Regions from separate parts of the Homo sapiens genome. Here region 1 is linked to region 2. The links are chromatin loops, found by intact Hi-C in ENCODE. Cell type or tissue: heart left ventricle. All regions are shown on one strand. Links, peaks and the distances in the headings refer to the core of each region. The heading gives the core; the rest is flanking DNA.

What was found. Peaks named below come from ENCODE experiments on the same cell type or tissue, not always from the same donor. Only the 100,000 strongest peaks of a DNase experiment are listed, where the experiment ranks them.
Region 1: a loop joins it to region 2, with 4 times the contacts of the local background. A loop is called at or near these places in 5 of 110 quality-filtered maps.

The regions. Positions count from the first base shown.
Region 1 is chr15:98,863,546-98,878,903 of GRCh38, forward strand. The region is part of intron 2 of IGF1R (insulin like growth factor 1 receptor); the gene reads left to right. Among named protein-coding and RNA genes, the nearest start is that of MIR4714, 87 kb to the left of the region's middle. In heart left ventricle, for the core only: no CTCF peak of the experiment used is centred there; DNase peaks (open chromatin) are centred at 2,676 and 7,464; H3K4me3 peaks cover 1,573 bases; H3K27ac peaks cover 4,300 bases.
Region 2 is chr15:98,930,207-98,945,564 of GRCh38, forward strand. It overlaps IGF1R (insulin like growth factor 1 receptor), which reads left to right. Exons shown (of 21, transcript NM_000875.5): 15 at 29-99; 16 at 4,618-4,847; 17 at 5,110-5,220; 18 at 8,995-9,154; 19 at 12,717-12,846. Among named protein-coding and RNA genes, the nearest start is that of PGPEP1L, 70 kb to the right of the region's middle. RefSeq lists enhancers at 7,273-7,322, 7,733-7,832. In heart left ventricle, for the core only: no CTCF peak of the experiment used is centred there; no DNase peak of the experiment used is centred there.

The DNA.
Region 1 (15,358 bases), core at 2,498-10,497, 66 kb before region 2:
TTTTTTAACAGTGAGGGACATAAACTTTTTAACTAGCAGTGGCAAGTCCACTTTTATTTGGGAGGACAATTACTAGTCACATGAAGAAGAAAAAATATGCAGAAGCTTAAGAAATCCCACATATGAATGTTATTTGAAATGTTCTTGCCCTTTCTCCCTACAAAGGAGGTGAAGAAGATGACAGGAGATGTTAATTGCCAAAATAGTCTCATAGTTTTGGTCCTGGCTGCAAATCTCTCGTTTTTGATACTCAAGAGAATGCTATTGGGGAACTGACTCTGAAGCACAGCCCAGATGCTTGAGATGGGTTGGGAAGGTTTACATCAACACCATGAATTTAATTTATCATGTGACATTTTATTTCTGAGTTTTTAAAGCTGTAATTAAAAGAAGTGTTCAAAGTGTTGCTTTCCTCTTTTAGAATAAACGTGGCTGGGTGTGGTGCCTCATGCCTGTTATCCCAGCACTTTGGGAGGCCATAGGCAAGAGGATTGCTTGAGCCAGGAGTTTGGGACCAGCTTGGGCAACATAGGGAAACCACATCACTACAAAAAAAAAAATTAGCCTGTCATGGTAGCATGCACCTGTGGTCCCACTTACTTGGGAGGCTGAGGTGGGAGGATCACCTGAGTTCAGGAGGTCAAAGCTGCAGTGAGGTGTGATCATGCCCCTGCTCTCCAGCCTGGACAACAGAGCAAGACACTGTCTCAAATAAATAGGCAAACATTACCAACATGGCAAACAAGTTGGAGGAGGCCCCCTATTTAATTAAATTTCAGCAGTCCCAAATCTAATTGGTATGAAGAAATCATTATTCAGAATTTTCCATCACTGAAATACTAAAATCACTTGTTGTTTGAGACATCTTGGCCTGTCACCCAGGCTGGAGTGCAGTGTTGCTCTCATAGCTCACTGGAGCAGGAGCCTCAACCTCCCAGGTTTAAGTTAATGCTCCCACCTCAGCCTCCTGAGTAACTGCCACTACAGGCGTGTGCCACCATGCCCAGCTAATTTTTTAATTTTTCGTAGAGATGGGGTCTGTGTTGCCCAGGTCCCTCTTGAACTCCTGGCCTCAAGCTATCTTCTCCAGTCGGCCTCCCAAAGGGCTGTGATTACAGGCGGGAGCCACAGCGCTCAGCCTAAAAATAACTCTTTAGCCAAAAGAAAGTTTTAAAAAATTGTCTGTTGTATTCTTTGATTTTACTCTATGTGGTCTTTTCTATTATTTTTAAAATAAAAAAGATTTATACTCCTCAAGTGTAACATTTTATCAAATCTCATGCTTCTGTTTGATGAAACCGAATGGCTAAATTTTTTAAATATCATGCAATCCATCCCAGTTTGTAATTTTATTATGGCCCTCACACAAGAGCGTGCAAGCTATACTAAGCTTCCTGTGGCCCTCGTTTTTCCTCACTGATATTTGTAACTCATTCCAAATTAAATTTTAGGAGTCTGAAATGTAGCTGTTATATTTGGGAGATGTGAAGAAAAGAATCGTAGGCATCTCAGTAGGCTAGGTATCAGATCACACATGCTTGCTGGACCAAAGAGGACTCCTTACAGTAGGATACATGATTCTGAGTTAGTTTGTGTACTAAGTATATACTATATAGCTTTTGAAGGGGAGACGGGCACAGAATTCACAATATCATGCACTAAGGGTTATTTTGTGTTTGCAGTTTCCAGATGAATGTTTTAAAGTTGGCTGCAGAATACAGCGAGATAGGTAAAATCTATTTGAGTATTACTTACAGACCCCAAAGGATATCCCAAAGGATATGTTGGACTAATTCCTAAAATATCCTGTAAGTCATTGCAGGTACAGGCGTGGATCTGGGTTTGGAAACGCCGCCTGGATCGCTGGCTGGGCTCCTGCAGCCGCCAAGGAGGGGCTGGCTGGAGGTGGGGCTCGGCGTGCATAGCGGCCACGTGACTGCGCCCCGGCCACGCCCACCGTCCCTCACGTGGTCCCAGGCCACGCTGGGCTTCGGCATGTGCTAAAGTGGATAGAAAAGGGAGTGGGGCCCGGGCGTGGCTTTGTGGTTTGGGAAGATATGAACTCCTTGGGGTTTTTTTCTCTTTTAATTCTTTAATTTTGATATTTGGAAATGCGTAAAAGGTTTTTCATTTGTCCTTGACCACGTGGTCCAAACCTCAATTTCCCTAGCAGAACGCGGTTTCGATCACTGGTGGATCCGTCTCACAGCACCAGTCATGCTGCCTCGCTGGGAAGTGGAGGGCTCAGGATTCCCGTGGTTCACGATCCATTTTATGTTGGAAGGAAATCATTTTGAACTATCTCAGTACACACCCTAGTGTATCTTTAAACCTAATTGAGTGTTGATGGAAAATCTGCGGTCCGAGAACCGTAAGAAAAGGGGGCTCCCACCTCCCGCTCTGGGGTCGCCACTTGCCTCGCAGGCAGGAGGAGGCTCCCAGAGTAGATACAACTTGCCCGTCACCCGGATGGGTTGGTAGTGCACATATGCACGGGGCGCAGTTTAAAATGAAAGTAAAAGATGCAAATGTGTTTGCAAAAGAAAAATTAACATAGGATACGTGCGGGCGTTCTCAGTTGAACTCGGTCTTACTGTTCCACGCGAGCACCCCATGACTCAGAGCCCAAATCTCAGCGGAACAGCCCAGGACGCTCCTGCCGTCCACAGGAAGACGCCTCTGTCTCTGTCCCCCGCCGCCACCACACAGATGCACGTACTCTCTTCACTTCCGTGTACCCAGTAAATGCAGATCCTGATTTAAATCTGCAGCACGCTGCTTTCTTCCCATTGCATGTGGGAAGCTTCAGGTTCTCTTCGGTTTATTTTCTCATCACCTTTATTAAAATGCAGTAAAGCAAGGAGTATATTAATGCGGGCCTCTGCAAATAGAGGGAATTTATTGAAAAGCAGAATGGCTTGAAAGATTGAACTTCATCTTAAAAATCAGAAACAGACTCTTGTTATTAATAGCTTTAGAAACGAAAATCTAACTTCTGATAAATTATTTCAGAGGAGTGGTTCAAACGTGTAGTAGATAGCTCTGCCTGGTCATCAATTATAGTGACGTCCTTGCATCAGCTCCAGAAACTCAGAATATTCATGAGCTTTCCAGTCTGACTCAGACCTTCAGGAGCCATGAAATTTTCCTGTTGGGATGAGAGGAAGCGCTGGCGGTCGTTTCGGCAGCTTAATGAAACCAGAAATAGATAAGCACGAGTGAGGGGTGATGTCCGCTTGTTTGCTCCCATCATGTTGTTTTTAATGTGTGAAAGTGAAAGTTTTAAAAGTCATACTAAATGTGTGATCCTTTTTAGAATTCACTGGGTACGGGTACGTGGAGGAAGTGTTTTTGTTTTTGTGAATTTGTTTAAACAAATGACTGAGGCTTTGTTTTCCACTCTGTCTGGCCAAGCACCATTGCTACACTTTTTTAAATTCATGACATCCTGAGCAGTGAAGCTGTTCTTCAGCCCGCCTCTCCATTTGTGACTGGAAGACAAGGAGGCAGACACCAATGGCGCCTCTCACAATGGAGGTTTATTTTTTTTTAATCTAACGGAGGGATTGTAGATGGTGTAAAACTTCCTTGTGCCAGGAGAGAAAGGGGGAGAGAGAGAGAGAGAGAGAGAGAGAGAGAAATAACCCATTCTAAACAACTTTAGGAATAGATGATCCGTAGGCATCAACTTTGCGCAGCAACAAAAGCCACTTTCTGAACCTCGTTCTGTGAAGTTTTAAAACAAATTGGGTTTGTTTAATTAAAATATTTCTTAAAGGCAAAAAGCACTGAGCTAATTTTTAAGAATTTTAAGTTATATATTAATATGAGTAGTGATTTATAATTTTCTGTTGAAATACATAAATTCGAGAAGCCCCACCCCTACCACTTGCCAGTCTTGAGTCCCCACGGCTCCTTTGCCTAGGTCTAAAGTCACTGCTTGCACACTCCTGCCTTGCATATGCCTTGCCATCGTGTGGGCCTCTTGGCTGGAAGTGTTCTTGTCCTCCCGTTAGGTATCTTTTATGACGTGAATCCTTACCTCTAATTATTATCTGTGTGTACATCTCATCACCTGCATCTGACTGTGTGCCTTGTGTATGTCTCTTAGCCCTCACAATTGCCTGACATGCCTTACAAACGGGTAGACCAAGTGTTAAATGAACAAATATTTAATAAGAACTTAAAAGCTTTTTGACTTTATATATTTTTAAAGCCATTGTGATTAAACACTATGTTTGATGTGGTGCTAATTCTGTGCTTTATCAACTGTGTGAATTGTAGTATTTTTAAAGTAGGAATAATTGAGAAATATTTTGAAGTTAGGTTAAGCATAGCAGTAAAGTTTCCACTTTTTAAAATAGCCAAATCCAGGCCAGGCGCAGTGGCTCGTGTCTCCAATGTCAGCACTTTGGGAGGCCAGGGCGGGCAGATCGCTTGAGGTCGGGAGTTCGAGACTAGCCTGGCCAACGTGACGAAACCCCGTCTCTGCTAAAAATACAAAAATTAGATGGTTGTGGTGGTGCATGCCTGTAATCCCAGCTACTCAGAGAAGTGTTTGAACCCGGGAGTTGGGGGTTGCAGTGAGTTGAGATTTCACCACTGCACTCCAGCTGGGGCAAAAGAATGAGTGAAACTCTGTCTCCAAAAAAAAATCAGAGCGTGGTGGTGCACACCTGTAGTCCCAGATACTTGGGAGGCTGAGATGGAGGTCAAGGCTTCAGTGAGCCATGATGGCACCACTGCACTCCAGCCTGGACAACAGAGTAAGACCTTGTCTCCAAAAAAAAAAAAAAAAAGCCAAATCTGTTGGGTTTTTTTTTTTGGGGGGGGGGTCCTTTAGAATGGCCCTGACAGATCTTTAAGGCATGGAAATGAGCCTTATGCAAGCTCCTGGCAATCAGTATGTGAGTTCTGTCTCCTTGGCAAGATACAGCCTCTTAGACCCTCAGTCTGGGGAAATAATGCTGATTTCTCCTACGAGTTACGAGAATTACGCTAGAAAACTCTGTGGCGCATACAGGTGCCCTGTAGCCTGTTGGTTAGAAGCACTGACCCTGAAGTCAGGTCGCCCAGGTTGGAATTCCAGCTCTGCCTTCTTCAAGCTGTGTGACTCTGGGAAGTCACACACACTCTCTCTTTGTGCCTCAGGCTCTGGTTCTGAAGATGGGAACGGCAGGCCCTCCCTCTTTGGCTTGTTGCACAGATGAAATCTGACAGCGTATGCCAAGCGCTTAGCACGGGTAGCAGTGAGTGCCCCGTAAATGTTAGGTACCTTCCTACTACTACTAAACATTCATTCTTCCCTTCCCTGCTAGTACCTGCAGCTCTGACTCATCTCACACCCTTGAGAGAGGATTATCTTCATTAAAAAGTTTTTGGTCTGCCCAGAAGCAAGTGTTACCTGTGAGAGAGCTGGGCTTGTGCATAGGTTAGATTATTTCTTTGGGTTATTCCTGGGGAAACCTGCAAAGAAATGCAGCCAGAGGCCTCTGGTTCATTTTACTGCTCATCTCCTAAAAGTGGTTTCTCAGATTTTTATCCTTTTTTTCTCTTTTTCGAGGAAGGGGCAAGGAAATATTTTTTCATATTATTCTTGTCATCGTCTATTTATTTAATAACAGTTGACTGTTGAAACATAGGAAAGTACTTATCCGCCAGGAAACTCCCTTCTATTATTGGACTTACTTGCTTTCCATTTATATGTTGTCTAATTCCAAAGAGATTTCGAGACAGCTTTCAATTAAAAAAAACAAACAACAACAACAACAAAAAAAAACACCACATACCGCATGGGTATTACACAGGACCTGTATGGTCAAATTGGCAACGACCACACCACATGAGAAGGAAGATTATTCTTCCTGGAACCTGGCTCCCTTGAGATTCTTTTTTTTTTTTTTTTTTAGACGGCGTTTCGCCCTTGTTGCCCAGGCTGGAGTGCAATGGCACGATCTCCGGCTCACCGCAACCTCCACCTCTCGGGTTCAAGCGATTCTCCTGCCTCAGCCTCCCGAGTAGCTGGGATTACAGGCATGTGCCACCACACTCGGCTAATTTTGTGTTTTTAGTAGAGATGGGGTTTCTCCATGTTGGTCAGGGTGGTCTCGAACTCCCATCCTCAGGTGATCCACGCGCCTCACCCTCCCAAAGTGCTGGGATTACAGGCATGAACCACCGCACTCCCTTGAGATTCTTGTAAGCCAAGGCAGAAGAAGAGACATCTTAAAGTCTGTATGTGCACACCTGCCTCCCCCCATTTTATATACAATTCAAGGGCTTTGCTTTTGGAAAGTTTGCCTATGTAGTCGTCCAGGGCTAAATTAACACCTGTCTCTATCTGTGTGTAAGGCTCTCTGGGAGGAGCTGTGAGGCAAATAAAAATAAGGAATGGTGTCCCGCAAGGAGCTTACAATGTGTGCATTACAAGTATATACTGAGCATGGCCCTGGGAACACAGTGAAAAAACAGGATTCCTGCCCTAGTACAGTGTACACTAGTGGAAGAGAGAGAGGCAGTAAACCTAAAAGTAAGTCTTTTAAAAACTGTGGTAAAATGCACATAACATAAAATTTACCATCCAACCGTTTTTATGTGTACAGTTCAGTGACAGTAAGAACATTCACATTGTTTTGCAGCCGTGACCATCATTTATATTCAGAACTCTTTTCATCTCGCACAACTGAAGTTGTACCTATTAAACAGTAACTCCTCATTCTCTCTTCCACCTAGGCCCTGGCCAAAAACAAAAATAAGTCTTTGATTGTAAACACGATCAGTGCTTTGAAGGAGATGGGAAGGATGTTATCATAAAATGATGGGGCTGCAGGAATGGCACCTACTCAGAGAGGGCGGTCAGGAGAGACCTCTTGGGAATGATGACATCCAGCAGGCAGGTCATTAAGGCATCTCTAGGCAGGTCCAGAGTGCAAGGAGGCATAAGCCAGGCAGGTGGAACAGCGTGTGTGAAGGCCCAGAGTCAGGAAATGGTCTGCTTCCTTCCAAGGAAAAGAAAACAGCCAGTGTGGTTGGAGCAGGGGCTAGGAGAGAAAAGATGTGCATGTGTGTGTGTGTTTGTGTATCCCCATCATGATTTAGTACTGTCAGCGCTTCTGTGTTCTGAACCTGGAGTACAGGCAGACACAGCCGCATCCCAGAAGCTCAAGAGTGCCCATACCAGGAAATTACAGAAATCTTTGCCAAATGGATGAGTGAATGCAACTTCCTTGATACAGGGTCAGAGAGGGGAAATCTGAGAAAAGCAGGTGGGCAATGTACTCCTGACATACTCCCTTCCGTTGCAATGGCCTTGAGTGATGGAGCAAGAGTGAAGGAATGTTCCCATGGCACTGGCACCAGGATGACTTTTTGTGAAGCAGAGCAGTTGGTCTTAGATAGTGGAGGTGCGGGAGGCATGAGAACTGGGCAGTCTGACGGCTGCACCAGCCAGTTGGCTGTCCTTTCCACCTCCATGCCCAGGAGCTGGCCCAGGGCGCGCATGCACAAAGCCAGTGCTCTTTTCAATCAGAAAACAGCCTGCGTATGTTCTTGCTTGCAACTCAGATATCCAGCCCACTGATCCAGGAAGAGATTCCTTTGACCTGGGAAGTCATAATGGCAGATATTTAGACCCAGCTCTCAAGCAAGCATCCAAGTTGTTCCGGTGAACCCGTAACTTTGAGTAACCTCTGATTGAACCAGAGAGTAGGAACTAGGTGCAGAACCTTGTTGAATAGAATTGTTTAGCATCGTCCATTTGTTAGAGCATTTCAGGATGCCTGTCCTAAAATTTGGTATCATAATGGTATTTACCTCTCACTCACCTCCATCTCAGCCCAGTAATTAATAACAAGGGACTTGCTTCTTCACCTGTTTCTTTATTGGTTGTAGGAAGTCTTTTCCTTACCACAGAGGAAGGAGCTTCTGGATCCCTTTGCTACGTCCAGAGAGTTTTCATCTAATCTGGGTGTATTAGTCCATTTTCACACTGCTGATAAAGACATACTCAAGACTGGGCAATTTACAAAAGAAAGAAGTTTATTGGACTCACAGTTTCATGTGACTGGAGAGGCCTCAAAATCATGGCGGAAAGTGAAAGGTACATCTCACATGGCAGCAGCCAAGAGAAGAAGAGCTTGTGCAGGGAAACTTCCATTTTAAAAACCATCAGATCTTGTGAGACATATTAACTAATAACAGCAAGGGAAAAACCCACCCCATGATTCAGTTAGCTCCCGGCGGGTCCCTCCCACAACATGTGGGAATTATAGGAGCTACAAGATGAGATTTGGGTGGGGACACAGAGCCAAACCATATCACTGTGTAAAAGTTGAATAAAGTTATTTAGGAGCACATTGTATTGGGAGTTTGTTTGTTTGTTGAAGAGCCAAGTAAAGTCATTGGAAGCATGGGAAACTTTTTTCCCTGTCTAAAAGGAACTCCTTCCTAGTGGAAGTTGAAAGCTTTCTTGGCAGCCTCAGCCCCCACCCTACCTCCACCACCCCAGTGGGTACCTGCATCCTGAAGACCCTTCACAATAGCATCTGAACTATACTGGGCCTTCAAATGATGTCTTGGGTAAACCCATGTCCAACCTGCACTAAATGAAGATTATTTTCGAGCGAATGGATTGAAGAACAGTGCTGAAAAACTAGAATTTGTAATATTTTCATTTGAGCAGAGGTGAAATTTGAAATATTTTAGAATCTTGTCTTATGATTTTTTTTCTTTCTTTGCCACATAGCCCTCCCCTGGAAATTAAATCTGTGGATTACTAGTATATGAACTGATCAGAGACATGGCTTGGGGTCTCCCCATTTACCCACTTCCCAGCACGTTATAATCCACTGGACACCTCCAAGGATGAGAGACCAGCGGGTCATAATGCGAGACTGGACATCTCTCCTACCCCATGTACACTTCAGCTGAGCAGGCAGAATTAGCAGAGTCAGGACTAGAAGTTCAGTCTAGGGATCAAATAATAATAGTAGCTAATGTTTAAAGAGTACCTAAGATCCGCCAGGAGACATACTCAGTATAGTTCCGTGGTTTGCCACATTTCATCTTATACCAGTAGCACAGGTGAAATTTGTCTTATGTGTATACTGAGGAAAACAAGTCCCTCTGATACACAGCAGCCAATAAATGACAAAGCTGGGATAGAAACTTACTTCATTCTAACCCGAGAGTCCCTGTTCTTGCATGGGCACAGCCTGCCATCCCCATGCTCTGCCTCCTAAGCAGAGGATGAACTTAAGCATCTTAAAATTTTAAACATTGACTTTCCCTAAAACCAATTAAAAAAAAAAACAAAACAGACAGACAGACATGACTTGTGCCCTTAAAAATGCAGCCAGGCTGGCATATAAATGGGCGTAGGCTGTTTCTAAATTTTTTGCTTTAAATTTTGCCAGCATAGCTTCTGGACTGGTAGTTTTGTTTGCTTTTTAATATATTTTTGACACTGTGTACAGAGGAATGCTACCTCGCGTCATCATGTCCTCCTCCCTGAAGGCAAGCCAAGGATGTCAAGGGGCCACTTCAGGGGATGTGCACCCTGAAGGTAAAGCTGCTCCAGTGGGAGGGGTTGGGGTAAATGACAATGTTAGCAGCTGGTAAATTTTTTTACATGGGATATCTCACAAGACTTATTGATGCATGTTATACGTAATAACCTGAGGCACATCAACATTTTCCACTTTTTCCTATTCTTTCTGTATTTTCACTGATACTTTTTTTCAAAAAAATCTCCAATAAGTTTAGGATCAGCTTCAAGATTTCTCTTTAGGTAAATAGATTTGTATTTTTGATGGCCATCCTAGTCCAGTGTAAAGATATGGACAAGAAACCCCACATAAAGGAAGCAAGATCGCTGGCTGCTTTCTCTAGGTAGCTTGAGTTGTATACTAATTTGTAGATTATTTCTCTTCATCGAAAAAACAAAACATTCTGCAGAGGGCAGTCATGTGTCCGCTGTGCCTCTGCTCCTGTGTGCACCATAAAACTTGAAAGTGAGCCAGAATTTGAAAATATCGGATTGGGATGTGATTTCTTTAAGCCTCTGGCTAATTTAATATAAAGTGTTTACACTTCATTTTTCTGGCAGTGGATTTTCTATGTAGGTGGTGGAAGATTTCCTGTAAGTTTTGCAAGTTCCAGGGCAAAGAGAGTTGCAATATGCAATATCTTTCTGTGGTCACACCAACAGAAAGGGCGATTTCTTAACCTGCTGCAGTTACCATGTGTGTAGGTGGATGCTGGCTATTACAGATGGTATCCTTTCAACCCTCAAAATTGTTGCAAGTTCACAGGTATGTTAATGAAAATGAATAAGTGGCATTTTTAGGAATTCCAAATACTGAGTCTTGGAAGTAGATAATCTTTTCCCTAAATGTATGCTCCGGTCAGAACTGCTGCCTACCACACCTCGTGGGTGAAACAGATATTTCGAGCATGACTGAGCTTATTAAGAGCCCTGCGGCGCTTCCTCTGCCGGGGGTTTAGAAATTTCAAAGGATGGGGGTTGAGGGAGGGAGGAGTTATGGGCATGTGATGTGGACAGGGCGGGCAGGAGGATGGAAGTAACAGGTCCAAAATGTATCTTTGGTGGCCCGGCAGAGCTCTTGCATGGGGTGAGAATGGTAATTTAGGAAGAGCAAGTCTTCCCATCTGTGAAGCAGAAGAAAAAAGTGGACTTAAGGAGAAGTTCGGGTGCTGTTTATTTAGATAGGAGTAAGGAGAGTGCAGTTGGGGAAAAGCACTTCAGAGGCTTTACTTAGACTAGCAGAAGTCTGTTTGGCAGGGTGGGAAGCAAGTGCAGTTGGGAGAAAAACGTTTTCAATAGGCAGTTTCAGAATTGGAAATTGGAGGAGGGCAGTCCATTTCAACATTTCCAACAGTATTAAAGAAAATTTGCGGGTTGTTTGTCAAAAGGGGTCATATGCTTTAAAGATTGAGAGATCTTTTCGGTGAAGTAGGGGAGCTGGGGACATCGTGATGTGACAAGAGCCGTGGGCTCAGAGGCTGGGGACCTGGGTGTTTAACCCAACTCTTGTGAGTGGTGTGGCTTTCATAGCTTTGGTTCTCTGGTCTTCACTTTATCTGCCAAGTGAAGACATTTGACTGGATGTCGTGATCTTGAGTTGCTTTCAGCTCCAGAATTCGAAGACCCCTTCCATTGGGCATTCATCTAATTTCAAAGATGCTCCCTGGCTCCAGCTCTGCAGTGAAGCAGAACAAACTGATACAGCCTAGCTTGGGGGTGGGGAGTCGGCCCTCCTTTTCCCCTCCCTTCCCAGGTCCTCTGGGTGATTGGGGGAAACTGAGAAGCCGTTCTCTTCTCCAGAGCACTCCATTTAACAAGCATTGCAGAGCCTGGCTCGTGCTGCAGTGAACAAATGCTGACTTCAGCCTTTACCCTGGGTTTCAGGTCACACTGATTGTTTGCAAAACATGTTCTTTTTTTGTCACTTGCCAGTACTTGTTCTCTGTGAGTAAAACACAAACACATCCTCAGGGATGTTGCACACCAGTTTGCAGCCTGCAGCTTCTGCCCTCTGGCCTGCCCAGGTCCTCGGCTCCGGGACGAGGATGCTCCGGGATTTCGGGAGACAGCAGTTGTTTTGACATGAATCTCAAAGTTCCTACAAAGCTTATTTCTTTGAAGAAGGCCAAAAAAAAAAATGAAACATTTTCAGATCTTTGTTTTCAGATTATTCAAGTCCAGAATGTTGGATAAGATTTTTGAAGAAGAGATTTATGCTTGAGATTCCTTTTAGTTTCTTTCTTTCTTTTCTTTTCTTTTCTTTTTTTTTTTTTTTTAGGTGACTTGGCCAGTTTGGGTTTTTACGGTGTTCAGGGAAAGGGTTAAGAAGTTAATTTGGGAAGTACAGTCATGTGTTGTACAAGTTGCTGTCTACTGATCCCTTCATTGAGCAAGTAAACTTCACACATTCTCGTGTCTGCAAAGCATGTGGATGCATGGGCAGTTATGTGTATGAACTTTTTTTTTTTTTGAGAATGGCTTTAGTGTTCAGACCAAGGATGGAATGAAAGATCACGTGTGCTTTCCACTGTAGAGCTGCCCTGCTTGTTTTGATTTTATAGTTATTCTAAGTGTTAAGTTCCTTCATCTTTCAAAGCAAATTCCTTTGATCCCTGAAAATCAGCTAATGTTTGGGAGGCAATTAAAAGATGAGGCTGTGGGGTTGGGGTGAAGGCTTCCCCAGCAGGAAGAGAGGAGAAGCCCACTGGATCTGGGAGCACGGTGCTAGGACTCTCTAAGCGTGACCTCCTTCAGTTTGGCCCAGAGTGGTCAGATAGTTTGCCGGGGCATAGGATGGATGACAGGCCTCATACGCATCACGTCTGAAGGGAAAGCCCTTGAATTTTCCACGCTACTTTTTAGTAACAGTAGGCTTTGTCATAATTGGCTTCATGTTCCAGCTTTCCTAAAACTGTAAGTGATGTTGGGTGGGCCAGCAGCAAAATAATTCACTTTACAATTTGCATGATAGTCTGGAATGAACCGAATACCTAAAACCAGGAAATAATAGTAGATATTTAATGGTTTGGGGATCAAATAAGAATTTACTCCCAGATGTTTCCTAATTAATTGGAAAAAGCAGAAGGTTGCTGGAAGGCCATCTCCATTGGGCATTTACAGGTGAAATTCACTCTTCAACTAGGATTTTACTCATGGGATGCCTGTGTTCTTCATTTGAACCCAATTTTACCTATCATCTACAAAAAAAGAAAACTATTAAGAGTTAAAAAAAAAAAAAGAGAGAGAGAGTCTTGAACTTTGAAATCCTTCATCCACGTTTTATAAAGTGTGGGGTCAGATTTTTTCCCTAGTTGAAATTGAGGAAATGAGAGTTGCCAATATGATTGGATTTGTACTGCCAAGATGGGGTTTTAGCACTTCTAATGCATTCTGGCAAGGCTGGTATACTTGTATCAAGTGCACAGCCCCACTACCACCAGCTCTACCACCCACAAAAATAAAAACTAGCAAAATAAAATATGAGCCAACAGAATTCTGTGGGAATGGCAAGTGTTTTGTTTTTGTTTTTAGTAGTAATCTTTGCGAGAACATTCCAAAGATGATAGTTTTACATTTGTATGTTTTTTTCCGAGGCACTTTTGAATCATCAGATAGATTAAATATAAGTTCCATGTATTTTTGAAGGTGGGAGTGTTCTTTGGTACAGTTCCCCCAAAAAACTGGTTCTCATGAGGCTTATGTGGTAATTCTGTTAACGAGAATGTATGATTATCTGGGATACTCTGTTCTGCTCTCCATCCTGGATAAGAGTTTACTTTGAAAGTCTAGTTGATCTTTTGTGATTTCTGCACAATGTAAAAGGTACTTTAACTTCAGGAGATAGGGCCAGCAATCAGATTTGATGATGGAAAAGAGTAGTGTAGCATTTAAGCATAATGTATACTCTATAATAAATGTTTACAAGTCCAAAAGTGTGCCATCAGAAAGTAACCAGATCAAAGGAGAGGTGACCAGAGAAGCTGGAAAGATAAGAAATAAACAAGTTTCAAGGTTACTGATCTGTAGCTGTTGCTGTCCATGCTTCTTGGCAGCTTTAATTATGACAGGGAGAGGGACCCAGAGGGAGAGAGAGAGACTGACTTACACATAAAGGCATTTTATCACAAAGCCATCTAAAACAAAAGTGTTAAAGGCACAATGCTGTGTTTAAAAAGCATGTACTTCTTTAAGAGCTCAAATTTAAATATATAATACAAACTTAAGATCCAAGGAAGAAAATGGACCCAGGACACGAAGAGAAGTTAACGCCACAGGTAATGCAGATGGCCAAGAGATGTGTGAAAAAGATAATCCAGCCTCACCAACAGCCACAGAATTGAAATGAGATACCTGTTTCTGCTTCTGGCATTGGGAAAGAAAGAAAAATGGCACTAGCAGCCTTTTTTTTTTTTTTTTTTTTTTTTCCCCAAAAAATTTGCTACTCTTGAGGTTCTGTCAAAGAATGTGCTGTGGCCTCTAGAAGCATTTTTAAAAAGAGACTTTCACAAGTGATTGTGCAAAATTGTGAGGTCACTGAATAGGTGTGTATCCTCCTAAGGAGGTAGCGTTGGAGGAGCTGTTCTTGTTCAATTTACTCAGCACCTGTGAAGAGGCTTCACTGTGATTTGCCTGTACAGGTGTGCAGGTAAAAATCTAAGTTCCACAGGTAGTGCAAAAAAATCTACCTCCCTAGGTACCTCGTACATTTATCACAGTTTCCTGGTAAACAGTTCTGCTGTTGTTGACAAAATTTTATCAGAAACATTGCATACTCTTCTCTAAATAGTAGTTTCCCTACAAGTGGCTGTCTTCAGTTTAGTCGTTTAAGTTATGTTGACATAAATGATTATGTGTGTGGCAGGGGCTTTTGCGTAGGTTGTTGAAACATTGCACCTTTTGGACTAACAGTTTTTACCAAAATAGGCAGAAGTGACATTTGCAGCCACAGCTGTGTGGCATTGAGCGTCTAAGGTATGTGTAATAGGCAGTGTATCGGTAGCATTGATACCTTGGTCAACACCAGTAAGCCATGTAATTGCCCAGAAGTGGGCTCTAACACTAGTTTTAGGAGATGCAGCCAAAACGACAAAGCTGGAGGCCTCTCCCTCTGAGCTTGGCCTCCACTTGGTCAAAACAGTCCCCAGTTTGTCCCTACGGGACACAGGCCTGCCTTGTTAGGAAATCAGCAACATTTAGGAGCCCACAATACCTCACATAACTCTGTGTACAGTAACAGAGAATGGAAATAGGGCTGTAAGCATGAACAACCAGTCAAGTTACAAATATAGAATACTCTCTCAATTCCACTTTAGTTAGTCATGGAGGGACAGTGTGAGTTTTATAAACTTATAAGGAATATACAAACAGTTCCAAATTTAAAATAACTTGAAGTAACTTTTAAGTGTGTGAAAAGAATATTTTTTTCCACCCTGTCCATTTAAGCATCTGTGACAGGCAGTATTAAGTGATGGGTGTCTTTACGTACACATGCCTGTTGCTCACAGTACTGGGGAAGAGTTGCAAAATAGTCACCCATTCTGCAGTGATTTCTCTCTTCTTATTTGTGAAAGACTCAAAAAAAAAAAAAAAAAAAAAAAAAAAAAAAACAACAACAAAAAAAAGGCCAGGCACGGTGGCTCAGACCTATAATCCCAGCACCTTGGGAGGCCAAGTCAGGTGGATCACAAGGTCAGGAGAGCGAGACCATCCTGGCTAACACGGTGAAACCAACCCCGTCTCTACTAAAAATACAAAAAATTAGCTGGGCGTGGTGGTGGGCGCCTATAATCCCAGCTACTCGGGAAGCTGAGGCAG
Region 2 (15,358 bases), core at 1,599-9,598:
GTTAACGTGAATTTAATCTTTTTGACAGAAATAACAGCAGGCTGGGGAATGGAGTGCTGTATGCCTCTGTGAACCCGGAGTACTTCAGCGCTGCTGATGGTAAGAGTCCGGGCCACCAGCACTGCCAGCGTGCAGGGCAGGTAGATCGGGAGCTTTCAGGAGGGTTGCTAATTTGGGAAAGGAAGGAGGTTTGCATTATTTTGAGCTACCTTTGGCCTTGGATCTGTCTTCATTAATATTTCTTTCTTTCTTTTTTTTTTTAATCAAAGTTTTTAGCAGTTCAGTGAATATGTCAAAACTTGTGGGACTGTATGGGGTGCCCCAAGGAAACACAGGCTTTAGAGATGAATGTGGCCAGCGCAGTAATCAATTTATTTAATTGCTTGAGATGTTATGCTAGAATGAAAACAGCTTTTTAATTGTTAACATCTAGTCAGAGGATATGCTGCAGCTGACAAAACAGTCCTTTTAAACTAGTTTCAGCTTGAGTATCATCTCATTATAATTGTCTTTGATGAATTACAGCTCTGCTTTTTTTTTTATCATGGAATTTTTCTGTCATTCCCTTCCGACTAGGGTCATACGCTCGTGGCTCATTCACATTCCCCTTGGTAATAACTAATGAGGGCCATTCAGTTAAGTGGCTGGGAAGGTCTGACATGGAAGTTGGGTGATCCTCAATGGTTATTTCCTTTTTTGCTCTTTCTAGCATTTTTATATCCAGACCTTTTGAGTGAGTCGGATTAGGGTGAGGGGTTGGTCACTGAGTCCAGTGATACTAGGACCCTTAACTGGCACTTTGCTAGGGGCTTTTACAAACACCATCCCATTTGTTTCTTAAACCCCTGCAATGTGCGTTTTCTTAATGCCCATCTGCAGGTGAGGAAATGAACTCTGGGAAAAAACTTGTGCAGGCTCACATGGTTAGACAGTTGAGAAGTCAGGAGGAGAATGGAATCACTGTGGAAAGGGCTGTGAGGTCCCCCGGGCAGGCAAGGAAACAGCCCTCAGGAGGGGCTGGACCGGATTCATCAAATGAATAATAAATAAGTGCATGATGTTGAGTGAGTACATTTAGAAAAAGTGTTTGCTGTCTTCTTGCCTCGGGAGAAGTGAAAGTAGATGCAGGAGATGTGAAATAAAGAGACATGATTATTCTAATTATTGTGATCAAATAAGAAAACATAAGAAAATACTTTAATAATGTGAAAACACCGTTATACTATGTAGGGTTTTACTATGGTTTCTTTAATAATTTCTAATTCAGTTTATAGTAAAGTCAATCAAAAGCAGCCTCCTCTGAATGGGAATCAGGTGCAGAATAATGACTTTATTTCTATCTACATAAAGGTCTCACAAAGTTGGTTTTTTAATAGTAATATATATATACATACTTCTGTAGTGTGTGTATATAAGGCAGAGAGAACATTCTGGACGGATGCACACCACACTTACAAGAGTTGTTACTTGTGGAGAGGATCTTTCCCTTTAAAAAAAAAAAAAAAAAAAAAGCCAGATGTGGTCGAAGGCACCTGTAGTCCCAGCTACTCGGGAGACTGAGGTGAAAGGATTACCTGAGCCCAAGAGCTGCAGTGAGCTAGAATCCCACCACTGCACTACAGCCTATAGAGCGAGACTGGCTCTTAAAATCCAGCAAGAAGATAGATATGCATTGTTTGTATGAATAATAGCTTCTAAAAAGAAAATCAGTAAGGAAGGGAGTCATCCCAGATGATGGAATTGATAGAACAAGGCAAGACCACTTTCTCCCTCTGTGAGGGTGGACTGTGACTCTACGAGAGAAGCTATTCTGCTTTGAAATGCGGCACTAGAGGTTGGTGTGTGTAGCTTTTGACTGTGAAGTGTCCAGGAAGAGAAAGCATCAATACAACAAATTCAGATTCTCAGGGCTCTCATGGTGACTTGAATTCACATTTTGTGTCCTTCTAGAATGCTTTCATGATACGTCTTGGTACTTCATTACAACAAAAACAAACTTATTGCCACCCAGGTCGACAGGTGGGAACAGTGTCACCTTATTTGAACTTAATTTATTCGGCCTTTGAGAAGCACTTATAGCCAGTTTCCTCGAGGGGCAACAAAATGACATTGCAGTTCAAAAGTGCTTTAAAAACTTCTTTTTCCCAAAGCTATAATCTGCATGTCACCATTCTCCAGAGTACATTGAAAATCCCCTACAGGAAAGTGCTGATAACATTGTGCACAGAAACCGCTCCTGGCTGGTGGCACTGGGGACGCCTGCTTAAAGTCGGAGCCGTTGGGTTGAATCGAGAGAAAAGGATTGAGCGTATTGACTTCAGGGACCTCCCAGGGAATGAATGTGATTGGTTTCAACTCCATGTTTTATGGCAGGCTAAACAGTTAATTCTGATTAAAAGCAAGCCTGGATTCTCAGAGATAAATGGCTGGAGACAGTGAACTCTTTACACTTTCTGAGGCGCATTGTGAAGAGCCTTATCTCCTGGGTTGTCTTGCATACTTACTCTCCTCTGACAAGCACCCGCCTCTTCTTCAGGGGTGCAAGCCACCTATGCCAGCTGGAGGGCAGAGTTCCATTCGTGAAACCCTTGAAACATACGTACTATGAAATACAAAAATGTGTAGGAAAGAAAACAAGATTATTAATGAAGTTCATATTGGACACCCCTCAGAGGTCTAAAATGATGGTGCCCCTCCTGGGCCTAATTTATAATAAACATCTCTCCTTTGAGACATCACTTAAAGGTTGATAGTTGGGATATGGAGATGTTAGGATACAGTTGTCAGCCTCTCACATCCAGCCACAGGCCCAGGGTCAGCATCTGAAAGCATGAAAGCAAAAACAGGCACCTTCTCCACCTCCTTTCTGAGCCAGGACCACCTCCTTCCCACAGTCAGTGTGTGGTAGAGCCTGGTGGCAGGTCCCGTCAGGCAAGGACATTAGCACACAGCGTCAGAGGAATTACTGACATTTCATATGGATCTTATGGAACAGGTTGATTTTATTTTCGTTTTTACCCTACCCATTTGGAGGTGTAGAATTGAGCCTGTGTTTGGTTTTGTTTTCTTTCTTTCCAACCTTTTTCCTTTCTTTCTCTTTGTTTTGCCTTCCTTCCTGCATAGAAATATTTATTTATTCATTCATTCATTTTTTTGAGACAGGTTCTCACTCTGTTGCCCAGGCTGGAGTGCAGTGGTGCAGTCTCAGCTCCCAGTAGCCTCAACCTCCTGGGCTCAGGCGATTCTCCTGCCTCAGCCCCCTGAGTAGCTGGGATTCCAGGTGTGTGCCATCACACCTGGCTAATTTTTTAATAGAGACAGTGTTTTGCCATGTTGCCCAGGCTGGTCTCAAATTCCTGGGCTCAAGCGATCCTCCCAACTTGGCCTACGATTACAGGCATGAGCCACCGCACACGGCCCATTTATTTTCTTAAACCAGATCGAATCTAAACAGAAACAGAAACTGGAGAAGAAATCCTATTCAGGCTTGGTATCTACTGTGCATTCCTCCCAAATCTCTACCCATTGGTCAAGGTCCCTGAGTTCACAGAGCCCAGGCCAGAGCCCTGGAAACGCCTCTGCCCGTCCGCTGCCTAATTGCCTGTCCACGCTGGGCACCACCGGGTCTCTCCCTCAGTCTCAGAGCTCAGTTGCTTCTGCACCTCATCAGGGATCCAGCCATCAAAGCCAAGGCTGGGGGACACTTGGACTAGAGTAATCCTACCAATAATGCAGTTCAGCTTTGTAACCGCAAATTTTCTAGTAGCCGTATTTTTTAAAAGTAAAAAGAAACAGATCAAATGCATTTTAATAGTTTTTTAGTTCCAATAATACGTTTCGTGTAACCCAGTATATCCAAAATATCCATTTTAACATGGAGTCAGTATTAAAGTTACCTAAATATTTCACTTTTTTTTTTTTTTTTGTCTAATCTTTGAAATCCCATGTGCATGTCTCAAATTGGACTGGCCACATGGAATGCTCAGGAGTCCCATGTAGGGACCAGCTGCCATGTTAGATAGCCCAGGCATAGCATCTGTGTTGAGGGCCCTGACACCTCTTTTGGATTCATCCAAGAAGTAGGACCTTACGTGCACCATCATCACCTCTCATATGTGACTCTGGCCTTTTTCCCGACCCAGCATAAGAACTCTTCCCTCTCCCTACTACTCTCCTCCTTTTTACATTTGCGTTTTAATCTGTTGGTGAAGATGGGTAAAATCCTGCTTGACCATTTCATTCAGTTTCTCAATCCCCTGTGGTTAATTTGTTTTTTTCAAAAATGTGTTTTTATGTGATGAAAAGAAATTTTTAAAAACCAACTGCTTTCTTTCCTATACTAGACTTCCTTGCTTTGTTCTGGTCCTTCTATCTGTTAGTATCCTCAAATTATCTTGAAATCCTCAGAGATCTGAAATACTAGTACTGACTGTACAGTTTTCTTACTCAAATCTATAGCATGTGGAAAGTTGACATCAAGCCATGCCATCGCCTCCTGGTATTCTCTGTGGGTTTAAGGAAGCAGCATCTTATATTCTTTGGCTTAGAGTTCCCCCAAAGCACGTTCTGTCTAAGGGCTTGTTTCTGTACCTGCTTTAATTACGGTTTCTTCTCCAGTGTACGTTCCTGATGAGTGGGAGGTGGCTCGGGAGAAGATCACCATGAGCCGGGAACTTGGGCAGGGGTCGTTTGGGATGGTCTATGAAGGAGTTGCCAAGGGTGTGGTGAAAGATGAACCTGAAACCAGAGTGGCCATTAAAACAGTGAACGAGGCCGCAAGCATGCGTGAGAGGATTGAGTTTCTCAACGAAGCTTCTGTGATGAAGGAGTTCAATTGTCACCATGTGGTAAGAGAAAGTTCCTGAAAAGCCAAAATGCAGCACAGGGAGAGGGTATCACACAAGCCTCCCAGTATGTTCTTGGCTGCATGTACCCGTGGGTTTGGTGTCTTGCCTTTGCCTTCTGGATAGTTACCCCATTACCTCACTGCTACCTTCAGACCCCTGTGCTCAGACCAGGCCGCAGCACCACAGAGACAGTTCCAGACAACACAGGCATCAGCAAGGGCCACCTGACCCTCTGAGTCTTTCTCTTTTTGATTCCTCCCAGGTGCGATTGCTGGGTGTGGTGTCCCAAGGCCAGCCAACACTGGTCATCATGGAACTGATGACACGGGGCGATCTCAAAAGTTATCTCCGGTCTCTGAGGCCAGAAATGGAGGTCAGTTTTCATTTCCACCGGTATTGCATGTTGCCTGGCCTGCTCTCTTTTCCTTTATAATCTCCCTGCAAGGAAATGCTGTGTCTTTAAATCAGTTTACTTTCCAGCATCCAGTGTTTCTTACTGCATGCTCAGTTGTAGGTCATTTATGCAAAGGATTTCCCCAACTAGAGTCAGACTCTGATCTTCGTGAGGGGAACTTCCTGTTCCTTGGATCCCCTCTGCTAAGCCCCTCTGTGCCTTTGTTCCTGCATTCCCTCCACCCCCAGTCCCCTCCCCACATCAGTGTCCACCTGCCAAGCCAGGCCAGCGCCACTCCCTCCCCGAAGCTTTCCTGCCCCACTCCAGTAGCTATCTTCTCTGCTAACTTCTCGATGCGCTTGACTCACATCCTCGTATGTGTTCTCTCTCGTTATGTTGTGTTGTGCTGTTGTTGGAGTGTGTCCCCCCTCCACCCCGTTGTGTTTAGCTTTTCATCTCAGTCCAAGTGTGTGGCTCAGGGCCGCATTTGTGGCAGGCACTCTGTCAATAAATGTATGTTACAGTTCAAGGTTAAGCTGCCTGGATTCTTGCCCTTGCATCTGGGAAGTTGCTGGGTGATTTCCCACCCAGCTCCGTGCGCAAGATGTGCACTCATTCATAAACCCCCTCCCCACACACAGTCCCCTTCCCCGGCATTGTTGGCGGTCCTTGTCTTTGCCACTGGGAATCTGGTTTCCTCAGACTCTACGTCCACGTTTCAGGATTGATCCAGAGTCAGTGTCCTGCTTACGCTTTTGAATGAATGATCCCACCTCAGCTGCAGGATTTCTGCTTAGTTTCCTAAAAATTTCACTTTGGGTTATGAGCTTCCAATTCTAAACCTGCTAAAGTCCTATGCAATTTTTCATTAAAAGTCACCGTGGTGTCTCCCCCCTCTGTAGTATTAACCCACAGGCCAGCTTTTTAACATATGCGGGCATGACTTTTGAGTAATTAATTCTACAAATAAACTGGGAGATAAATGCTGAGACATAAAGCCAGCAAGAACTGAGTTTTCATTTGGTTGCCTCCGTGGGTCTGAAGTCTTTGACCCTTACTTTGCTGCTTACTGGGTAAGCAGTGTGTCTGCTTTTATTCCTTAGAAGCAGTGACTTCCCCTTCTCGGCCCCTTTGGAAATTCTTTTGCTGTTCTTCATTTGGGCTTAATTTTTTTTTTTTTTTAATGTTCTTTGAATCGGCAACTTAATCATCTCCCAAGTGACAGTTTCTTAATTTTAGTTCCAAACACCTGTTCACATATGACTTCATGTATTTGCAGCACATGGTGTTTGGGGCCAAGTGTGGACTGGGGCTTCAAGCAGGATGGTTTACAAAACTCCCACCCTCTGTTCTGCCAAGCATTGGTCCCCAGCACCCCTGGGTGTTAGTGCCTCTTCCTGGTTCACTCACTCACTTTCTCTGGCCCTCTCTGTGTCTCTGTCACTCTCTTTCTTTCGAGATGGAGTTTTGCTCTGTTGCCCAGGCTGGGGTGCAGTGGCATGATCTCAGCTCACTGCAACCTCCACCACCTGGGTTCAAGCGATTCTCCTGCCTCAGTCTCCCAAGTAGCTGGGATTACAGGTGTGTACCACCACGCCCACCTAATTTTTGTATTTTTAGTAGAGACGGGGTTTCACCATGTTGGCCAGGCTGGTCTTGAACTCCTGACCTCAGGTGATCCACCCACCTCAGCCTCCCAAAGTGCTGGGATTACAGGTGTGAGCCGCTGCGCCTGGCCCTTGGTTCACTTTAATACACAAAACAGCATGAAGGAGAAAAGCTTGATGAAATAGGTGACTGGAGATCTGGCAGAGTATTTCTTGCCAGCATCGATTGAGGCACCTCTGAAAAGTCCAAAACTCACTCCCTTCCTCCCCAGTTTCAGGCACAGAATAAAAATTCAGAACACATGGCCTTGGTCCTGGCTCTGCGGCTGGCTGCCTGTGGTCCTCAGACAGCCGCTGCAGGTTCCTGGGCCTCAGTGTCCTCAATATAAAATAAGAGGGTGGGACAAGATTACTGAAGTCCCTTTCAGAACTAAAATTCACCTTTAGATTGGTCAGATTTAAACTTTTTCTTTCTAGCTCATGTCAAGTATTAAAATGTGTGCACTTACCCTGCAGTTTCATTATATTCAACCTGCTCCCCCGACCAAGTTTCACTTACGTATCTCACTACGAGTAGGTGTATATGTATACTTGTCTTAAATAGCTCTAACCAAATTAAAGGAAAGAATGGCAGTGTAACACCATGAACTGACAAAATTTCAGCCCTCTGTCTTTCTCCATGCTTAAAGTTGAGTGCTTTTGTTGATTCTGTTGCTCACGGCAATTATAAATGACCACTTCATAACACATATAGGTCATACTGTAATATTTAAGAATTGTGAGCATAAACTTTACATTTCATGTGCATATTTCCTCATGCATCACACGTATCTAAAGCCCTGAAAAGTAGTGATTTGGACTTACCCCCAGTGACTTAATGTTGCTTCCCCAGATAACCACGTGATAAGTGTTTTAAGTCACCAAGAGACAGCTTTGACAGCCTGTTCAGAATTCAAAGGTTTGTGTCACCAAGTGTAGAGAACCAACCCAGAAGTACCGAGGAGTTGTTATAATGATTCCAAATACTAGCTTTCAGTAGAAACTAGCACCTCACAGGGCAGCAGCCAGCATCCACTGGGCATTGACTATGTGCCACGCACCACTGGGCACTTTCTGTGCGTGGCCCCAGGTCATCTTCTCGTCAGTGAAACCACTGTGATACCCCATGTGGAAAAGCCTGGGCATGCTCAGCTGGTGGCCGGCCTGCAAGTGTGGGACCTGTCAGAGCCCTATGGCTTTGCAGTGCTGTGTGAGATGCTTTGTGGTCAAGAAAACCAAGGTGTAGAGTCTGTTGCACTTGTATATGCAAAAGTAAAAGGTAACATTAAAATTAGGGACTAGTGATTGTTTTAGGATGGAGAGACTTGGGCATGTGTTTTATATAAAACTTTTTTCTAAATGGATGTATTATTTAAGGGTAATTCTTTTTAATTCCAAAGCCAGCACGTTGCTGTCCTCTGCAAAGAGGAATGCTTATCCCTGTTACTTATTCCTGGTTTCCTCCAAGACTAGTTTCAGCTGGACTTCAGTTGCCAAGGACTTGTCTTCCGTAATGCCGACAGAAAATAATAATGCCACATTGTAAGGTGAAAACAGTAATCCTGGTATTTTTGTATTTTAGAAGAAGGTTGAAGGGAAAGAAAAGGATTAAATAATTTATAACGATGCTCTTATGGGAAATAAAATATACCATGTCCATTTGGAAACACATTTGCTTACTTCCACACAGCCTTTGTAACGTGCTCTCCTTCCTCTTACCTGTACTTCGGTGATGGAAATAAAAGGAACATATAAACAAATAGGAATTTGAGTAACTGAGAATCCTTACTACCAAAAATGGCTTGTTTCACTTTAAAAAAATGTTGCCCTACCCAAAATAGAAAATGTTGGTCCTAAAGAGTGCAAATTGGTGTTTCCCTCACCAGCTCTGATGTGGTCAGGGAGCAAGTGCAAATAAGCTTGCGGGGAGCAAGCAGGTGCCATGCTCTCCATGATGGTTTGTTCCTTCCGAGCAAGTCCTGGTTTCTTAGCATAAACAACCCACGGTGCCCAGATTGAACAAAGATGATATGCAAACCTCGAAAGAAATTGGCATGGAAAAAAAAAATCCAAAATTCTCATGTGAATTTTTTTAAATCTCCAACAGAATAATCCAGTCCTAGCACCTCCAAGCCTGAGCAAGATGATTCAGATGGCCGGAGAGATTGCAGACGGCATGGCATACCTCAACGCCAATAAGTTCGTCCACAGAGACCTTGCTGCCCGGAATTGCATGGTAGCCGAAGATTTCACAGTCAAAATCGGAGGTGTGTCCTTAGCTTTCCAGGTCTGGGCAAGAACTAAACTCAGGTGTTTTGAGGACTTTGTTGGCATTAGTCTGCCCCTGGAGAGGTTTTCTAGTGTGTCCCTTGAGTGCACGGACTCCTTCTTGGGAATGATGTGATTGTCTCCAGTTGATGGTCACAAACCTGGCACGGTCGGTCCCAATGCTGATAGCTCATGGACATGGTGGTTCAGATACTGGGCACGGTCCCTGAGGCTGGCTCTCCAGACGTTTGAGGCATTTCTTGGTAGAACACCTCTTAGCATTGGTTACAGAAATAATTAAGACAATGTCTTCAGGAGATTTTGACTTGGGAATAAAACTCACTGTCCAACCTTGCATTCATCCCTCCAATTTTCCTAGCTTTTAAGGAGCATTGCTCCCCTTCCAGGGACCCACATTGGTTTCTAAGAGGCAAGCTGCCCTAATGACGAAGCCTCTGCACGGAGCAGGAGCAGTGGCAGGAGCTGGCATGGCAGTCCCTTAGGTGAGGGACGATCACTGCTCACTGGGTTTCACGGCTGGGGCTGGCCAGCCTCCAAGCTCTCGACCACTCTCTCACAACACTTACTGTCCTGCTCTTAGCTCACCAGCCTACTGGTTAGACTCCCTTGTTGCCACCACCCACTGTCACACCAGAAAAAAGGGTTGGATTGAATTTCTGAGCAATGGTTAAAACCCACTTCAGCCTTTAGGTTTGTGTTTTTACTTCGGTCTTTTAATCTGCCTAATAAAAACACACATAACATCAGGGCTGCTCAGGAAACCACCTGCTTTTACCAGGATTCTCATCTTCCCACTATGATACAATGATAGTTTAGAAAAATACCAAATATTTATCCTGAGAAACTGCAGGGGAGATTTAACACCCAAAAGAAGCTATTTCAAATGGACCTCTGTGTCTAGTTCTTGAACTGCCTTTTCTGGAAGTGTTCACCTTCCTTTAGTAACATATTTTTTTCCTTTAGTAGTGATGTTTTAATGAAATGTTTTAGCCCCTTTGGTGAACAATGAGAATCTTTTAGAGAACGGTTTCTTTTTTTGAGACAGAGTTTTGCTCTTGTTTTCCAAGCTGGAGTGCAGTGGCACAATCTTGGCTCACCACAACCTCCACCTCCCAGGTTCAAGTGATTCTCCTGCCTCAGCCTCCTGACTAGTTGGGATTACAGGCGCGTGCCACCACACCCAGCTGATTTTTTATATTTTTAGTAGAAACAGGTTTTCATCATGTTAGCCAGGATGGTCTTGAACTCCTGACCTCAGGTGATCCACGCACCTCGGCCTCCCAAAGTGCTGAGATTACAGGCGTGAGCCACCACACCCAGCTGAGAATGGTTTCTAAAGTAGGGGTGAGTGTCTTTCTTTTTACTCTGTAGGAGCTAGAGGTATTGAAATGGAACCATATCCCAGAGCCCACATCCCTCCGTCATCAGAGTTCCTCATTCAGGATCCACCAGTGTGTCCCTAGGTTTGGCACGTTGAGACGTCCTCACGTTTGGTGCTCTGTGAAGCTGGGCAGCCCTCAGAGAGGCAAAGAAGTCCCAAGAGGCCGTCCTGCCTCAGGGCTCTCAGGAAAGAGCCGCCCGCGTCCCTGGCTGGGCTTCCTTGGTGCACCCAGCTCATTTCTCCTTCCCTCTCTGTAGAACTCACATTGTCCCCGTGGAAATGCCAGCCAGCTCCCCTTTCCCAGTGCAGGGGGGAGCCAGGTGGGCCTGAGGTGGGCCAGTTCTGCCGCTAATGGGTGAGAGACTTGGGCCAGGTGCCTTACATCCGGGAGCCTCAGTTTCCTCACCTCGGAAATAGGGTGATAATGTAACAGACCCCATGGGGTTATGAGAAGGACTTGGTGCAGGAAAGCAGCAGCACGTGCCTGGCACAGGGCAGGGCCTCTCCAGATGGCAGTTCCTGTCTGTGTCTTATTCCCACCCTCCGGGCACATGGGGGGAACTCAGTTTCTCCCCACTGCGCGTCACCCTGGGAGAGGTGTTTTTTGTGCCAATTGCCATTTTAAATCCAAATCAGCAGGGATCATGTTTGCTGTTCAACCATGTGGCATATTTATAGTGATTTTTTTTGTAATCATGGTTTTTCTTTCTGGAATTTCAAGTTTTTCATTTGTGCTGAGGAAGGTCGTTTGTGTTTTTTAATAGGATTCCTTCTTTTCCACCTTGTGCAAGTAAAGGCAAATCCCCTATTTGCATGTCACTGTATTAATTCACAGATAACACTTTCACACTTCATTTTTATTCTTCTCAAGGGCTCAAGATGTTTTCCCAATGCCCAGCGTCTCATGGATGACAAATATGACAAGTAATTTTACCAGAGGCAGTTTGAGGGCTCTTAGCATAGCACAAGTAAATTATGTTGGTTCAAGTCCAAGGAACTTTGTTCTCTTTGTGTTTGCTTTTGTAGCCTTACCTCTTTGGGGCATGAGTTAGAGACATACATGAGCATTTTAAAGTGGAGCAGCCCTTTCTCCTGGGAAGGAGAACGGAAGAGTCCACTTAAGAAAAGGTTGTATGATTGAGTGCAAAATCAAAATCTGACAAAGCAGCAATAATTTAGGATTATAAAGCGAGCCTGCCATCAAACATAATTATGTGGCATCTTCTGGAGACATGGAAAATGGAAGAAATTTTCAAAAATGAGTGGGAGGATTATGTTGAAAAACAGTATTGAGTAATAGCTTCAGGGGCCTCGTAAATAGCATCTTTTCGGCATCTTACTGGGTACTTTTGTCATCATGAATTGTTACCCTGAATATTTTCCCCCTTATTAAGCAGTGAAATTATTTACTTTTCTCCAGTGGTGGGGCAGTGCTACCAAGTTAAGTAAGCATCTGTACTCTCCTGTTTATTTGGTCAGGTTTTAAAACCATGTGTAAATGACCAGTGGTCTCTGCAGTACTATATATTTTCTTAAATTGTGGGACTCTAATTTTTACACCGCTTCCTTTTTTCTTATTTTTATTTTCAAGACAGGTTCTCACTCTGTCACCCAAGCTGGAGTGCAGTGTTGTGATCATGGCTCACTGCAGCCTCAACCTCCAGGGCTCAAGTGATTCTTCCACCTTAGCCTCCCAAGTACCTAGGAACACAGGCGCACACCACCACTCACAACTGACTAATTTTTAAAATTTTTTATACAGACAGGGTCTTGCTGTGTTGCCCAGGCTGATCTTGAATTCCTGGGCACAGGCGATCTTCCTGTCGTGGCCTCCCAAAGTGCTGGGATTACAGGCGTTGAGTCACTGCGCTCAGCCTGCCTCTCATTTAAATGCAATAAGGGCATTAACTTCCTAAGGGAATCAAATTGTAAATATATTAAAAGTGGAGATTGCTTGGTATTTGCTCATCATGTGATTAATCATCCCTTACTGTCTCCACCTTATAAAATTGCAAACCCTAATATTTGGCCACCTTAAAGTGGGACGTGTCTGTGTCTTGCCTTGCGTCTCTCCACACATAATGAGTGTAGGGTCCTCTGCTGTGACAGCAGTGGTGCCTGCTCCAGCGTGTGACTCTGCGCCCTCTCTTCCCTTACAGATTTTGGTATGACGCGAGATATCTATGAGACAGACTATTACCGGAAAGGAGGGAAAGGGCTGCTGCCCGTGCGCTGGATGTCTCCTGAGTCCCTCAAGGATGGAGTCTTCACCACTTACTCGGACGTCTGGTATGAGAACCTTTACTGCATTGCCAGCCTGGAGCCCCCAGCCTCTGCACTTTCCACCAGCTCAGTCTCTAGGGCTTTATCTTTCTCTGTTCATTGTTACCCGTTGCCAGCTTTAGCTCAGTGTTGTGTGAGCCACACTTCTTCATCATTGAGGTGTTCCTGTTGTCAGTGGGCTAGCTAAGGGCAGAAGGGCATTCGTGGGATTTTAAAGAATTTATGGGACCAACATTCTTTCCGCCTTCAGCAGATACCGATTATGTTTCCAGGAGGTGGGATGTGCCAGAAGCCGTCACCTCTTTTTGTTTCTCCCCTGCCTGCCTTCTTTCTCTTTTCCTCTTTCTCAATAAACAGATACTGTCTGTGTGTCTGCCTCACCTAATCTAACCCTCAGATTGCAGACAGTGCTTTATTTAGACCCAAAGCTTATGAGTCCTGATTGTGTTTTCCTGCTGGTCCCATCTGCTGTCTGTCTTTCAGTGGGCATCCACCGTTGTGGACCCAGGGATGGTTATGGGAAGCAAAACGTCTCCCTTAATCATAAACAGTGTCTACCAGTGGAAGCCCATCGACCGAGGGATCAGAGGCCTCTCAGTAGTATTGTTTATTGCAGTTCCTTGGCAACATTGCAGAGAGGCAGTCAGGTTCTGAAATACAACTGAGGTTATTGGCAGGCTGAGGCCCTGGCACAGGCACCTTCTAGAATATCAGCTAGTGTCTTGGCTTTCCTCTGGGGGGATCCCGTTGCTGTTGTGTTACAGAAATGGTAGTTGTTTACTCCAACAGTCTGGATGACCGCATAGAGGAACTATTTCAATAGTGACTGACATCATTTTTTTTTTAACCTCGTAAACCTTTCACAGTTCAGGGGCCTTGGATCTTATTTTGAAGACAGGTGCAAATTGGAAATAGCATTTGAATATGACCCGGCAAAGCATGATTGCTTCTTAAGCTCAAGTATGAGATCTGTTTTGCAATCAGCTTGTCCAAGATGGTTATCTCTTCACTGTCAAATCAAAGTGCTCTGCATGGTGTTTAGAGATTGGGATGGTGAGGAGAGAGCAAGCCTGGGTATGTGCATGCATCTGTTTATTCTAGGCTTCGTGCCTCCAGGAGCTTGGAGGTCAGCTTGTAGTATAATAAAATAGAAAACTATACAGCCGGGGAGAACAGAAGCAGAATAGAAGGATAAAGTGTTGTTCATATCTCTCGGGCAAATTTTACCCAAATTCTGACGAGCAGTTACTGCACAAGCAACAACAAAGGGACCTAGAGTGTGTTCATTGCCAATTCTGTCCATTTGGCTACATAACTACTGTGAACCAATACAAAAAGATATGTATAAACATGAATAGGCGTTTGGTATTCATTCCATGAAATGCTCAGGCATTGACAGCGCTTCAGGTTTTGTTTGCTTTTTAACACAGGCTTTGAGGATAGCACAGGTCAGGAAGGCTAGGGCGTTGGAGCAGGTTTCTCAGCGGTCCAGGCTCTAAACTAAAGCTGTCCCTCTCAAAAGAATGGAAATGATTTCAGATTGTATTCAGCAGCACGAAGCAATGATTCCTAAATAGTTAAAAATCTAGAAAGAAACACTAAGAATTGTATTGGGCTTTGTAGAAGAGACCCCAGAATTTTAGGATTTGGGATGTATCCCTGCAGTCAGGCCCAGTCCCCAGTGCACCTGCAGATCTTTGACAGCTGCTGGTTGAGCTTCTGCTAAGAGGTTTCCTTCCAGGGACTCCATGTTCACTGCCTCACAAAGGCAGGCCAGCCTCATGCTTTAGACATCCTTGCTCTTAGCAAATCTTTCGTGTTCTGCTACGTCAGCCTCTGTGTGACACCCATTGGACCTTCTCTCTGTAGCACAATTGCATACCTTGCTCTGTTCTTGATAAGATAGGTCTAGGAGTCATCGAAGAGGTGTGTCTGTTCTAGCCAGAACACCTCCAAGTTTCCTGCTGTCTTCCAGGACTTCATTCCCAGGCCCTTGGGCACTGTGGCTGCTCTCCCTGCAGCTCCCTGTAGCACCATGTCCCTCTGAAATGACAAGGGTGCCCTCTAGGCATGGAGGAAACCAGACGAAGGACTGGGGAGCTGCACCCCACAGCCTAGAGCTGTGCTTCTTCCCGAGCATCTGGATCACCCAACACATAATCTTTATTTTTTATTAAGAAGCTTTCCAAATAGTCACAAATAGCCAAGGTTATTTGCTTCTTTCATGACTAATTACCATCTGTGGGGAATGTGGATTTCTCTGTAGGTTTTAATTTGCTGGTGAGTGGGCCATTGCTACCATCCCCTCCTGGTGTGGGGAAGTATAGTTACTGAATGCTGCCTCCAGCCAGCACGGGCATTGCAGGGGGACTCACAGCCGCCGGTCTTCCCCCTGGGGAAACAACGTCAAGGTTCCTAATTAGAAAGGGCTTTACACAGAGACATGTATCTACTGTTTGAAGATTAAATCTGTCCATGAAATGGAAGACTTGATTTTATATGAAGTCATGAAGAGCCA